3 separate regions of the Mus musculus genome follow, and regions 2 and 3 are each linked to region 1. Evidence: chromatin loops called from intact Hi-C (ENCODE). Cell type or tissue: left cerebral cortex. All regions are shown on one strand.

What was found. A loop is a pair of places that touch in the nucleus more often than their neighbours do. Peaks named below come from ENCODE experiments on the same cell type or tissue, not always from the same donor. Only the 100,000 strongest peaks of a DNase experiment are listed, where the experiment ranks them.
Region 2: it touches region 1 in a loop (3-fold over the local background); 4 of 42 quality-filtered maps call a loop at or near these places.
Region 3: a loop joins it to region 1, with 4 times the contacts of the local background. A loop is called at or near these places in 5 of 42 quality-filtered maps.

What each region holds. Positions count from the first base shown.
Region 1 is chr2:44,924,521-44,929,520 of GRCm38, reverse strand. Gtdc1 (glycosyltransferase-like domain containing 1) reads left to right here and starts at 2,285. Exons shown (of 11, transcript NM_001362987.1): 1 at 2,285-2,379. In left cerebral cortex, a CTCF peak has its summit at 2,598; DNase peaks (open chromatin) are centred at 730, 1,502, 2,118 and 2,356; H3K4me3 peaks cover 2,661 bases; H3K27ac peaks cover 2,609 bases.
Region 2 is chr2:44,553,953-44,558,952 of GRCm38, reverse strand. No RefSeq gene overlaps it. Among named protein-coding and RNA genes, the nearest start is that of Gm39806, 55 kb to the right of the region's middle. In left cerebral cortex, no CTCF peak of the experiment used is centred here; DNase peaks (open chromatin) are centred at 700, 1,096, 1,454, 2,010 and 1 more place; H3K4me3 peaks cover 1,700 bases; H3K27ac peaks cover 2,297 bases.
Region 3 is chr2:44,563,286-44,568,285 of GRCm38, reverse strand. Gtdc1 (glycosyltransferase-like domain containing 1) reads left to right here. Exons shown (of 11, transcript NM_001362987.1): 11 at 2,752-3,874. The coding sequence ends at 2,835. Among named protein-coding and RNA genes, the nearest start is that of Gm39806, 65 kb to the right of the region's middle. In left cerebral cortex, no CTCF peak of the experiment used is centred here; DNase peaks (open chromatin) are centred at 2,017, 2,249 and 3,019; H3K27ac peaks cover 2,878 bases.

The DNA of each region.
Region 1 (5,000 bases):
TCTCCACATCACCTTGGACTTCTTACCTTCTGTTGCTTTCTATGTATGCTCACCAAACCCAAGTCTTTCTAAGTGGCATCGATGTGCAGTATTCCTAACAAGATTATGGCCTTCTGATCTTTTCACCTCATTCCTCACCCTCCTTTCTTTCCTGCCCAGTCTACCCACAACGATTTCCTACTAACCTGTGTCTCAGGTTGAAATCTAGGTCCTCTCCCAATGGCTCAATCCTGCATCTCCACCGGGCTTGCTCTTGTTTCTCAGCTATCGTGTTTTACCTCCCTGATCTAACTTTCCCTCATTCTTGGTGTGCCTGTTTTCTTCACAGTGCTTTAGTCCAAACATTTTATTTTACTTTCTGTCCTATACACAGCGCTCTAGACGATGGGTCTCCTTTTTGATGTTGTGGTCTTTAAGAAGTCTTTTCTTAATTCATGTGTATCATTTCCCCACTTAACATTTTGGAAATTACTGTTGAGTCCTTGATTATTAGTGTTGAATTATCATTTCATGCCTCATATTTTACCTCACCAATAATGTTGTAATTTTCTTGACAATAGAGATTTCATAACTCTTTTAATCAGGCACAGCCTTTGGCCCCTCTGAGGATGAATGTGCTTGGTTGGACCAAGGTTCCAGAGCCGGGGCCAGATGTCACTGAGATCATGCAGATGATCCCTGACTGAGAGATGCAAGTTGCATAACAAGAATCCTTGAACATACTAGGGTGAGATGGCTTCTGACAGCATTACCTAAGCTCACACTCACAGACCACGGATACTGAGACAGAGCCTCAATGTCAACGAATTTGGACCTTAAGTGACTTTATGCTTGTAGCTCTAAATCCTATGCTGACAAGTATGTGAGACAGGTCTTGGGAAATCTGGGCATATTGGCTAGGCAACTCATTTTCTCTGGACTTCAGATCTTAATCAGCAAAATAATAATAAAGACTCCCGGTGATCTTAAGTATACAATTCATGTATAAAATTATGGCTTTTTCCAGATTGATGAATAATAGTAGGCTTTGGGCTTTTCCCCAATATTTTATTCTGTGAAAAAGGATTTACTAGATCCATTTGCCATTTGGAATTCTCATTTTCAGCTTTCTGCATTCACTTTTTTTGTGTTTCCCAATTTGTGTAAAAGTAGATGGACAGATGGTTTATTAGGCTTTTTAAATGCTCGGGATACTGTTGTTCAAGTCAACAGAGGTTTTAAGCTTTGGAGGTCCACATAGAGTGTGGGCTTTGTTTAGAACAGAAGATCGTTTTCACTGTTCAATTTAAGGATAACAATGTTTTCTCACATAACTTTAAGCAACTTGTGGTTGTAACTCCAAAGGCCTAATCAGGCTCTGTTATTTTGGTATGCTTAATGCATTTCTGCACTACAGTCTGTTCCAAGTTGTAGCTTTAAAAATGAAGTTACCAGATAAAAGCATAGACCTACCGTTGCATGTTCTGTCTTTGCATGAATCATTTAATCCACAACGTGATCCCAAATACGAAATCACTAATTCAGACTCACAGAAATGTAAGGGAGATAAATTCCTATTTTTAATAGAAACCATTTAGACTTTCTTGGATTCTTTCTGACTTTTAATTGCTCTGTAGCTGCTCTTGTGGGGACCGCAGATATGTTATTATTAATACTCTAAGATGCATCTGTAATACGTATAGTCTCGACAGCCAAAAGGCTGCATATAAGTTAAGTACAGGAAACGCCAGCATCGGCTAGGAGAGGTCCCGCAAGAATTCCGAGGGGGGGGGGGGGGAAAGCGGGGCGTGCTGACCAATACCTGCAGGAGGGTGTGCACTCGCCTTGCGGGGTCCCCGAGGCTTAGGCGCGCCCGGAAGGACAGGGAAGGGGACTACAGGTGCCGGCTAGCCACCTGCCTGAGAACGTGCGAGCCGGTGAGTCAGCCCCCAGACCTCTCAGGGGAAGAGAAGGCCGCAGCGCGAGCGAGCGGAGGCAGCGACCAGAGGAGTGAGAGAGAGTACGGAAAAGCCGAAGGGGCGGCGGGGGCGCTGGCCTGACTGGAAAGCGTACGCGGGGCCCGTGGGCGGAGAGCAGGTGTGAGGAGCCGCGCCACCGTGGAGAGTTCGCCCAGCACCGCGCGTCCTCTGAGTCACCGACTAGGCGTGGAGGCCGCCGTCCGGGGGCGGAGCCTCAGGCTTGTGGGCGGGGAGGGGCGGGGCGAGGGCGGGGCCGGCGCCTGACGCGCCCCAAGGCCGCGGCAGCCGCAGCGGGGAGGGGCTGCGGCCTCGGTGGCGGCCGCGGGGGAGGGGCTCGGCGTCAGCGCGTCGCCAGCTGGGCTGTCGGTGGCCTGGAGGGAGCCGTGGAGGAGGAGGAGGAGAGGAGGAGGAGGAGGAGGAGGTGAGTCGCCTTGGCTGGGAGCTGCGCTGGCCGCGGGAGGCGGGGAGCGCGGCCCCTCCCTCCCGGCGCCCGCCTCGCGGGGCCGCGCCGCGCGGAGTTCCCAGTGGGGCGGCGGCCGCGAGGAGCGGAGGGGGAGGAGGGCGGAGCCGGGGCCGCGCTTCCCGGGCGCACGCGCGGCCTCCTGCTCTGCCCGGCCGCGCTGTGGCCCCGGGCGATGCTTTTCCCTAGCGCGGAGCTTGGGAAGGGCAGAGTCCAGGCGGACACTGGGACATCGTGCCATGGCTCCCGCGCAGCAAGGCCTGGCCTGCGCTTTCCTACTCGGGATCCACCTCAGGCGGCGAGACCCAACACCTCGCGGCCCCTCATTAGAGGATTCGGCATAGGCCTGATGTTTCCGCAGGATCCCGCCTGACGGGGCTTTCTAAAGCGAGGAAGGGCTCTTGGAGTTAATAAGTCTTTACAACTAACCGAACGACAGCAAAGTTGCATTAATAAATCAGTTTAACCCTCGATCTCGCGATAGGCAGCGTCTGCACCCCAATTCCCACTTCGCGGGGCTCGTGCAACTTTTACAGTCGTAGAACTACCCCTCATTGGATAAGCTTTGAAATAATTCTTAAAGTTAGTGCCTTGAGGCCCTGGGAAGTTCAAAGGAAAGGGCTTACATTTTCCCTCCCATCTGTATCACAGTTAAGGAAATGGAAAACGTGAATTGAAGGCGATCGTTCTCCACGCTGAGGATCATCGTCCCCTCTGTGCCCAGCTTGCGTGACTTAGCACCCCTGAAGTTGACTTTAAAGCTTACTGTAGTGGTTAGGTAAAGGAACTGCTGTGGGGGAAAAGGCAGTATAACTCAACAGAGCCATTTTATTGTGTCTTATTAACCCGTTTACCTTAAGCTTTATCAGTGACAAGAGTTTCATGTTGGAACCCACATACCCAGTGAGATACTGAATTTTCATTAGTACATTCCAGGTTTTGATGTGAAATAGATTCTCAGCTTCAACTGAGAAGAATTATACACTGTTGTCCTTAGGGTCTTGTTCTGTATTTAATGAAACAGTTTAATATTGAGGATTGGGGAAACACATTTTGAATCAGGATACTCCGACAAACTTAAACCATACCTACGAATACACTTTATAGCAACACAGTGTCTTTACTTCTGTTCTGAAATCATGCTGACAGTTTTACCTTATAAATCCTAGACTAATAGGACTCTCTGTTGGTGAGGGACCTCAGCAGTGTTATTCAGCTTCACTATTTTACATTTTCCAGAGATTTAGAAGGAACTAACAGAACTACTTGCCTTTATTAAGGATTTACTAGATGGACCCTTCTGATAGACACTCTTGTACCAAACTTGATCCTGATTTGACCAACTCCCCAGCCCACTGAGAAAGTAAAATGCTTTCCTGACCTCTGCTTCTTTCTCTCTTGATTATGGTATCTTAAAACCTGCCAAGTAATCACTGACTTTCTTTTTTAGCCTCCCTTTCAGATCATGGAAGAATAATTTCTAATTTTGACGAATCAGATACAAGTGATACAATTACTTGCAGTTGGCCAACTATTCTTACATCTATCTCTTAAGTTGAAGCATTTCTTTCTATTTTAGTTTAAAAATTTGAATTTAGTCATTTTCAGGTTTTATTTTTAGGAAACAGGTTCTTATATAGCTTAGGGTCAGAAATTTATTATATAGTTGAGGCTGGTTTTGAACTCCTTATCCTCATGCTCCCACTTTCTACCATGCCAGGGTTTTATTAGTTTTTATTAATTTTATTAGTCATATTCTTTAAAAAACATGTTTAATTAAAAAAAAATTGTGTGTGTGTATTCACATGTGAGTGCAGGTGTCTGTGGAAGCCAGAGGTGACAGATGCCCTGGATTTGGGGTTATGTAGATTCTGGGAACTGAGCTGGGGTTTTCTGTCAAAGGAATACACAGTTTAAAAAATTAAAAATATATTCTTTTCTCAGATATTATTACATCCCTACCACAGATTCTCATCCCTCCGCACCTTCTAGTCCCTTCTCCGCCACTCCTCCTCCATTGCTCTTCAGAAAACAGCAGGCCTCTTATGAATATCAACCAAACAAGACATGTGGAGTAAGACTAAGAATCTCTCCTCATATTAAGGCTGGGCAGGGCAGCTCAGTAGGAGGAAAATGGTCTCAAAAGCAGGCAAAAGATTTAAAGAAAGCCTTGCTCTCACTGTTAGGAGTCTCATAAGAAGACCCAGCCATACAACTGTAACATGTATGCAGAGGGCCTAGGGCAGACCCATGCAAGCTCCCTGGTTGATGGTTCAGTCTTTGTGAGCTCCTGTGAGCCCAGGTTAGTTGATTCTGTGGGTTATCTTGTGGTATCCTAGAGTCCTTCCCCTTCTCCTTCTGCAGCTTTTGTTTGGCTGTGGGTCTCTGCTGAGAATTGGGCTAGGCACCAGTCTATGAGTGTAGCAGAATATCATTAGGAATCCTTTCATTGGTTTATTTTATTTTATTTTTGCCACTGTGTTTGGTTCTATCATAGGTCTCTGTGCTATCCAGCCACTGAGTCCTGGCCCTCCCGGTTGGCTGAGTGGTGGGCTCCCTCTCTTCTCATGAATCTCATGCTG
Region 2 (5,000 bases), 370 kb after region 1:
TGGAAACCTCTCCGTGAGCATCACTTGTTAATATAAACTGAAGCCTTCGGTGGGTGGTAAGAAGTGACAACACACCTAAATCAAGGGCAGTGGGACGGTGCACCAGAGGGAGAGCCGAGCCGTGAGAAAAAGCAACCTCCCGACTAGCTTTTACCTTCCCTTTCTGAGGAATGAACCCAGAATGTGCAGAGGGTGTGGCTAGCTCACAGCAGTGGATGCTAAAGATGCATCAGAAAGTGGGGAATGGGCAAAACCCTGTGTGATTTGTTAATCTCCCATTCTGTTCGTGGGAAGTGAAAAAGATGCCTCTCTGCCTTCAACTGTTGAAGAAACTTAACTGTGCTTTAATCCAACTGTAGGACTGTCATCTGGCTGCAGCCAGTCCACATGCATCTTGGTTCAGGCATTTGCCTGCCCAATAATGTCAGGATCATTTAAATTGAAATTATGCGTCAGAAGGTATTTAAGAATCACTGATATGCAGCTATTAATCTTGAATGCAAATGGTATGATTTGGGGTGTGGGCAACTCACTTAACTGGAACCACATGAAAAAGCATTTGGAATTTTTTTTTCCTAAAGTACTGTGGGAAAAAAAACATAGTGTTGGAGGAGAGTACGGTTGAAAAGAAGGCTACTCCTGTGAGGGGGGAGGTTGGTAAAATGACTAAGGAGTTGTGTGGCCTTGTTGCCTGCAGTGTAGCCGGTGATGTGCAGGCAGACCAACCCCTCTCCTTCCGAACTGATACAGCAGTGCCAGAAAATCCAAAATCGAACGCAGGTTGGTGGTGCAATTTCCGAGGTCATTTAGCCTATTTCGGTATATTTTAGTATTGGCAGTCAGGAAAAAGGATGGAGCTTTGTAACGTTGAGCCAGGGAGCCTTGCACAGTTACCTTTTGCAGAACTCAGGGCGTAGCTGAGAGACCTCTATCTTAAATCCCAGGGGGCAGGGTGGAGGCTGTTTCGGATCGTGATCAGTTAAAAGGAGAAGAAGCAAGAGTGTCCTTTTTCCAGTTGATCCAGAGAGGCAGAGAGAACTTACACTGTTCTGCTTACAGCTACTTTCCCTAGATTTCAGTTTGTTGGCTTTGCCCCGAGATTTCTAGTAGGCGGTACCAAGCCAATAAAATGGAATCTACAGAAGTGCAAAATAAAATCTGGGGTGTGTGTGTGTGTGTGTGTGTGTGTGTGTGTGTGTGTGTGTGTGTGTGTGTGTTGTAAGGATATTACTGAAGATAAATTGCAACACTTTAAGCACCAAATTTTAAAACTTAAAAATGTATGAATAGTGAAGTTTTAAAGCAGCAAAATAATGCTGGAGCAGAGTATTTATAGCCGTTTCTGTAAGAGGTTCCCCAGACCTCTGGGTGCATCAGCAAACTGTCCTCCTACTCTGTCGAATGTGCAGCTGCGATTTGGCCCCAGGCACCACCTACCCGTAGTCACTACCTCATGCATTTTACATTGCACACATTATAAATGGGGGACCTCCCCCCTTCGTGTTCTGTTTCCTTTTGTCGTGGCCATCAGCTGACACGTGGAAAATGTAGCCTACGGTTTTGGGTGTCTTTTATCTGTGATTAAGGATTCCTTGTCTGGGGCTTGCCACCTCTATCTTCCCTCCTACCCTGCACTGAGTCTCTACCCTCGGTGGGGTCTGACCATGTCTTCAGTCTGGGACTTTCCAGGTCGAGTTGCGGGATGCCCAGCCGGAGAGTTGCTGATGGTGGAGCATTGCCGAAGTCCTCTGTGCTGTGCGGGCCTGGGGTCGCCAGTAGCAGGGCATTCCCGAGGGCCAGATGGCTTTTGCCCTTGACTGCTGGCTCGGCTCTGACAAGGGCGAGCAGCACCTTGGCGCTCAAAAAGCAGGGCACCGGAGTTTTTCCGCGTCCCGCTGCCCTCATGAGCGCAGGGCCGGGCGCCGCAGCCGCTGGAACCCGCGGGGCTGCCGCGGAGTCGCGAGCCCAGGGTTTCGCCGACTCGGGCTTCAGCATCCCTGCCTGTTCACGGGCACTGCGCACTGAGGACCGGGTTGTGAGGTGGCTACTCTCAGCCCTCGGCGCGTGAATCAGAAGATGCACTGGGCAGACAAGAACTGCTAATCCTTACACTCAAACGCGCACACACTCGCACACACACACAGTTGTTTGAAGTTTGGCCAATGCAAACCCCAATGGAGATGGGCAATGGGCACAGGGGCTGTAGCAAAGATCCCGGGCTATAGGATTTCAAACACTCCTCTCCACTCTGGCCTTGTCAGACTCTCATTTACATCACATGCTCAAAACATGTGTTGTTGGGTTTTCTAGTTGTTGTTTTTTTCTTCCATGTACATCATGCCTCTATCGGAGATTATAAACTGTTTCCCTGCCTGTCCACCGCGGATTGTTTCTACGAGGGCAGAGGCACGGAGTATTTAAAAGCAATTCCTTTGGACAGAAAGTCTTGAGAAGCAGCTCATAGATTTGTCTTTCACTTGCTCTAAGTTTGGGAGAAATGGAAAAATTGTTTAGTATTTTGAAACTTCTAATTGCTTCAAAAGCGTTTCCACACGAGTGCTAAGCCTCATATCATTACCTATTTGAGTGTGTACGTATAGAGACACACGTGAAGGAAAGCAAGGTTCACATTCCCTGGTACCAGCAGTGGCCTTTCCTTCCCATTCCATGTAGCATTAATTACGTCGTATATAGTCGACATCCGGTATGTTATCCTCCCTCTTTTTCACACACACACACAAAAAGTTTGCATGCAAAAGTGAAGTTCAACTGGACCCCAAATGTTACCCAGTTAACCCAGAGTTTTGGTGATCATCTCTGCCATCACTCAAGATTTTCCTCCAGAGGATTTGAATTATTCCTCAAATTGTAGATTCGAGATGTGAGTAGATTGTCAAAATGTGAGAAAATCCATATTCCATCCCTACACACAAAGAGGCTGAAAGAGAGTGGTCTACAAGAGCCTATCCCAGGAGAGCTGCCCAAGAATGTGGTGAGCATGCTTAGAGGAGACTATAAAGAGAGATGATGGGGCTTTTGGAATGGCAAAATGGATTGAAGTAGCTGATTCATTAGTTATGCATCCCAGCAAACTTTGCAAACCTTACAATAGTGTTTGGAAATGAAGCACCTTCTATTCTGTACATTTCCCTTCCAACCCGAATAAAGGGTTAAAGCTATTATTTAGAAAAACATCTCACTTAATGAAATTAAGATCTGATACATTTCCTTTTCTCTCTGGCAACAATGTCACCAGAGAAGTGTGTGTGTGTGTGTGTGTGTGTGTGTGTGTGTGTGTGTGTGTGTGTGTGTGTGTATTGATATCATATCATGACAATGCTCCTGAGCACAAGTTCTCTCTCTCTCTCTTTCTCTCTCTCTCTCTCTCTCTCTCTCTCTCTGTGTGTGTGTGTGTGTGTGTGTGTGTGTGTGTGTGTGTGTGTGTGTGTGTGTGTTTAAAACTGAGAGACACTTTCACTACTATGAAAGCTGTCAAGCCAATGGAGGGGAACTTCTTTTAACTCCATAATAGCAGGTTCCATACTAAATGAACACTGATGGTCAAATAGCCAATTATGGAATAAATATCCGTTGTTTACAGAGAGGTGTTAAACGAACCTTTGGTGTACTAAGGATTAGGCCTGCTAAGCTACAATTTGTTCTTCAACCCATTATTCCTTCCCTTCAGCAGGCCAGTGCCACGGAGGTGGTGAGCACAGAGCATGTTTCTCTGTTGATTTTAGTTTGCTTTATTTCCATGCGCACTGTTGTTTTCTTTATAAAATTTAAATAAATGTCAGCATTGTATAATTTCTATGTTAACAAAGCAGTGAGCAAAATCCCTTGTATGTTTATAAAATATTATTGTTTAATTCACATAGTTTAGAAATTCCAAATGTTGAGAATAGGAAGGAGGCCAAATACCATCTGTTTATAACTATGATGCATCGTAATATGTGTACTTTTAAAAGGAGTTTGGTCAATCATGCCACTATTTTATCGGCTCAGAATATGTTGAAGATTTAAAATGTAATTTACAGGATTACTTTGAGTATGTTGCATCCAACTGTGAGTTGTAAAGAAATCACTGTCTTCTGTTTCCCTCAAATTAATCATGTAACAGCCCCCAATTAATGGGGCGCTTTTGCTTAGCTGAAGAGTTATTCTAACTTTGACTCAGTCCACATTCTTTATGCTGATAAAAACCCCAAGGACAAATGAAACAAAAAACTTCTGGCTGTGTCTTTCTGCCAGGAGATAGTCACTTAGAATGGGAGGCAGGGAGTGGCAGCTAATAATTAGCTACCATCAGCCCTGAGAAGTCACCTGGGAAACACCCTGTGGTAGTAGTTGAAAACCAGCATTTGACACTGCCGGTTTTAAAGTAGCATTTTCCTGTCTATGAAACTTCTTATTTAACGTACCTTTTATTTCCAATGTATCTAATTACATACCCTGGAACAAAGGAAGTATACTTTCTTAGATTACAAGATCAAGAATTCTTTTAGTTGGTTGGCTTCTTTGTTTTTGTTTTTGTAACTTACAAGCTCAACTTGTTTTAAGTTATGAACTCTGCAAAGGAGAGAGACAAGAGAACCTGGTAGCCTTCTGCTACAGGCAACAATAGTTTTGATCTCCAGAGGTGACTATAGATAGGGTCTCACACCATAGCATCTCCCCACCACCACCCAAGGGAGAATCAAAGATGGAGGCAGATGTCTTGAAAAGGGTTTGGGGAATGTGATTTTTTTTTTTTTTTTTTTTTTTTTATCCTTAGTGGATGATAGTGAATTGTTTGGTTTTCACAGTAAGGACGGAGTCTTGATGCTTTCAGCCTGTGCAGAGGCTTGGCAGCAAACTCCCATCAAGTGGGCACATTCTGGATGTTTTACTTCTCTGTAAGAGCGCAGTGTTATAAAGTCCGGTCTTTGTGCTCTTCAATCGTCTGTTTTCTCAAACATTGGAGTTTCAGCAGATCAATTGAAAATTATACCAACATA
Region 3 (5,000 bases), 360 kb after region 1:
TTCCCTGCGGGGCAGCGTCCATAGCCTACTTATCTTATGCAAGGGCAGAGCACCTTTTGTGTGCTTGTGAAAAGAATGCAAGGGCTTTTAAAAGTCTTTTCTTTTCTCCTCTTTTACTCTCCCTTCCACTGGACAGTTCTGTTTTGCTTTATAAAGCTTGTGCTGCTGAGATCCGAAAGCACAGAAGGTCACGGAATCATCAGTCTGTCCCTCTTACGGTTTACACCTTCTCTTGATAAAATCATTCGGGCTTTGTACCTTTTAGAGTTTATCTTAGAGTAGACTTTTTCATAAGGAGTCAGACTTAGAAATGTAATGACTGCGGTAAGACTATTAATATATAATTCCTTTATATGAATTAACATAACCTCATATAAGAAAATTCATATTTTCATACAAGAAAATACTAATTTTAGATACAATTATCACTAATATCTGAGAAAATATGAATTTTCTTATACAAAACATTACACATTCAATATGACTGAGAGTGTGGGGGCTGTCACTTTCAGCAGGATTTGAAGCAGACACAACTGATTCACTCTTGGTGTTCCTTTGTTTCTTAAAAAGACTTTCTGCATTAGAGCCCTATGACCTTGTCACCTGGAGGATTTTAGGCCATACCTCTATATGTATATATGTATCTATGTTTGCATGTGTGTGTGTGTGTGTGTGTGTGTGTGTGTGTGTGTATCTCTCCCTGTCTCTGTCTCCTCCTCCTCCCTCCCCCCTCTCTCTCTTTTATACACACACATACACACAGGCATGCATGATCATTGGAAAAATCTAATACATGTAAAAAGTAAATATTTTTTTGATAATCATAAAATCTAAAGCTTTTTTATCTAAAATAATCGAAAAACCTCTTCTTAAAAAGTTTACATGTGGGCTGGTGAGATGGCTCAGTGGGTAAGAGCACCCGACTGTTCTTCCAAAGGTCCAGAGTTCAAATCCCGGCAACCCCATGGTGGCTCACAGCCATCTGTAACAAGATCTGATGCCCTCTTCTGGAGTGTCTGAAGGCAGCTACAGTGTACTTACATATAATAAATAAATAAATCTTAAAAATAAATAAATAAATAAATTTATAAAAAAGTTTATATGTATGAATTACACACAGGTTTTGACTGAAACTTTCTTCTAACATTAAGCTGTGTCTTGCTCCAGGTAGGAAATTACACTAACCATGTACTTCCCTCACAATAAGAGCCCCTCTAGGCCACTCAGCTACTATAAACAAATTTCTAGTGCAACAGAGCAAGGTGTATTGACTTCTACAGTACCCTTACTATCGTATTGCAAATAGAACAGGAACATAATGGAGCTGGTATATAAGTTAGACATCACCTGGACTGACAGCACAGGCTTCACGTCTATCCTGTTCCTCCCTTGCTTGGATTTACAAAAATCAGTGGGATTTGAGTGTATGTGGCGTGTACATGCGCACACATGTGTCTGTGCTTATATATAAGCAAGTGTCTGTGGGTATGTCTGTATGTGTATGTTTATGGGTGTGTGTCTGTATCTGCGTGTGTCTGTGTATGTGCATGTGTCTATGAATGTGTGTCTTATGTGTGTGTATGTTTTTGTGTGTGCTTGTATATCAGGGAAAAGGAAGGCCATGTCTTTTACTTTTTAAGAGTGTCCAGGAGTTTCTTAAGGTTTTCAGAAGGTAACTGTTGATTTTTACTCTGTCCTTTTTAAGTTTTTCAACAGTTGAAACTTATAAAATCTATTATTTGAAGGAAAGAATTTTCAGATTTTTGTCTAAAACTAATTCCAAACAATGATTATGCTTACAAAGCAGACCCAGTGCCCAGAAAAGCCATTTGCAGTTGTCTTCATTCTGTCAAGCTCCAGCCATCCAAACCACAGCCATGCTGCTTCTGAGCTCCCCTCGAGAGACATTCATAGTCTAAATTCATAGTCTAAATATGGACAAGGTGTTTCCCAGCAGCGTCAGCACTGCTCTGAAATCTTACTTTTTTCTAAGAAAACGCAAAGGTCTATAGTGATATCTTAACGACGGAAAATCTCTCAGCAACACCTGGGAACTGCGATGCCAATTCTCAGTCTACAGCTCACTCTCCTTTTTCCTGTCTCCCCTACCCTTCCGTCCTCTCCCTTCTCTTCCTCTCCCCTCCTTTTTCATTCCCTTCCCTTCCCATGATTTTCTGTGGTCTGGCCCTGTTTTGGCCAGTTCTCCTTGGTTGAGATTCGTCTTTCTCCATAGGTAAGTTCTTGGCCTCATCTGCAAGTTCGTGACTCATCTGCAGATCTGGATTTTTTTTTTTCTTTCAACCATAATAGCATTTTCCCCGAGGAAGTGCTATAATGAAATAATGAATAAAACCCACTTGGAAATGTGAAGCACCTTATAAATTCCATGTACTAGTAAAGACATTTGTCTTGTGTCCTTGCTGCTTAAGAGTAGAATTCACATAGGCAAAGCTGTGTATTAAAAGTACTGTGTACCTTTTGTGTATAAAAGTTAAGACAGGTGGTAAACTTCTAAGAGCAACCATCTATGGCATGAACCAGGAAATGTATGCAGCAGAGTCCTCTCATGGTTAAAATGCAGTGACACTAAAGCAGTCGGAAGCCAGGTGTTCTTGGGGTGATGGGACTTGATGGCTTTGGGGTAAGAGTTGGAGAGATGAAGCAAGTTTGCAGCAGGAGTTTCCGCATCCTCTTGTCTCGGGGCCTGTGCTTATTCACTGCTTTCTAATCTCTTCCTCCCCCTTGTTACAGGGTGAAGTGGCTCCATTTTCTTGGGCAGCCCTACATGGTAAATTCAGGTCTCTGCTCACAACAGAACCCAGGGAAGATTTGTGACAGATGGGGCTAAGTCGCAAACTTGCAGCCTAAGGCAGAATCTGAAGAACTTTCCAGAGTGTGCCCATATTTACCTGATCAGAGAGAAAAGAAAATCTGCAGAGGAAGCCGAGCCTGGCTGCTTGTCATAGCTGACACAGAGCCATCTGCCACAAACCTGTGGCGGCTTCAGATCTCCAATCCCTGCCACCACCCCAACTCAAATTAAATACAGATTCCTAGAGACGTTATGATGGTTACACATGTCCTCGGCATCACATGTAGGAGACTGTTCAAAAAAAAATCTGTGGCCTGTTGTATAACCGCACTCATGTATCCCATATGTGGTGCCACATTGAATTTCCGGTTGAATCCGTTTTTATCCTTTGTACTGGATGACACGGAGCCTGAATTCTTTCTTTCTGCCGACACGATGGCAGCCAAACTGCAGCTTCAAACACTCACACTTGGCTGAGTTTCTACCTGGGTTGCCAGGTTATCATCGGAGCCTTCTTGTGTCCTCAAAGGGCCACGGGGCCTAGAAAGAGGATCAGAATGCTACTGAACTAATTGGGCAGCCATCTCAAAGCTGCTGTAGGCAAAGGGCTGCTGTAGCACTTTTCTTTTAGCAAATTAATGACTCTCTGGCAAAGGAGTGTTTAAGTGAAGGCATTAATAAGGGCTCTGGCAGGTATTCCCATGATTCTCAGAGTTCCATTTGCATTGAATTAATCTTAAAGAAACTTGCAAGATAAACAGCTGGAATTCGGACAAACATGGCAGATTCAGTGAGTGAAGTCCTCTCATCCATAAAATGAACACGAGATACTTGTTTTAAAATTTTTTCCCTGTGGGTAAAAATAGAAAAATCAGAATGCTTATAACAAAACATAATTTGGTACAAAATTCTTCAAAATACTTGTATCCAACTATAAATATATTCTTCTTGAGATAAGTCACTTACGATTCTTGCTCTGTTTGTTGGTGTAAAGATGTTTTAAATGGCTGGATTGTAAAATACATTTTTAATAAACTGCCCGCTGCAATTTTAATTAGCATATTCATTTGCGTCTAAGTGTGTGCACCTATCTGTTTCTTACTGTTTTCTTGTGTCAGTGAAGACAGAAAACAATTGTCTCTTGTAAAGATGAACAAGGATCTGTGTTGCAAATGTTTGTTACATATTATGACATTTCCAAGACTTTCTTTGCATTCTGGAAAGCAGGAGGTAAACATTTGTAGTCATTAAGGTAAAGTCTGTTGATAAACCATCTTCTGTTTACTAACAGGTAAATTGTAGCTTCCCTGGCTATTGAAATGAATAGCTTCTATATACTGTACTTGGGAGGCAGAGAAGAAGAAAGCCAGAGAGAGGTAGCTAGGCAAGGGCCAACCCTGTTCTCTAGAGGAGCTGGGTGGTCTAACAGGCATCCAAGATGGGGCAGATGGTTGCACTGAAGTCCTACAGAGCCCATGTGATAGGTATCAAAATAGAAATCAGAAAATCAATCAGGGTTGGGGAGCCACACACAGTCCTAGGGTAAAAAGAGTCATGTAGTGCAGTGAACCAGGAAAGAAATTCCTGAGAGCTGCAGATTTCAAAGCAGGAGATGGAAGCAGAGGAAACCACCAGATGTCTGTGATTAAAGTCATTCTCACCTGCTACGAGAACCATTGCATGTGGGGGCCACTGTGTCACTGGCTTGTCCCTGACTACTCGGAAGTCACTAGACTAAGATACCCCACCCCACCCTGCACATAAAATAAAGGGCCCAGAAACTCTCAGAAGCCCCTTCCTGTCGAAGACTTTGGAATTCAGAATAAAGTAGGAATGATTCAGTTGAGAGCAAAACAGAAGATACCATTGTAAATAAGAAGCTTGTCGATACACCTCTTGACCAAGGTTTATATTCTCTAATGAAATGATCCAATCAAAAAGATGTTTTTCACAAGTGGCCAAGAAAGAATGCTTAGTTCCCAGAGGTTTTCTATGGTGCTTTTTAACTAATTAATGGGGAAAAAACTAAATGTCTTCAGAGAGTGTGTCCCAAATATTTAAATAGTCCCTGTTTTATTTTTTTCCAAAATAGAGTCTTCTGTTCCCCCAGTTCATCTCACTCTGTAGTCCAGAGTGACCTTGAGCCACCTCTCCTCTTTCCTCAGCCTCCAGGTGCTAGAATTTGTAC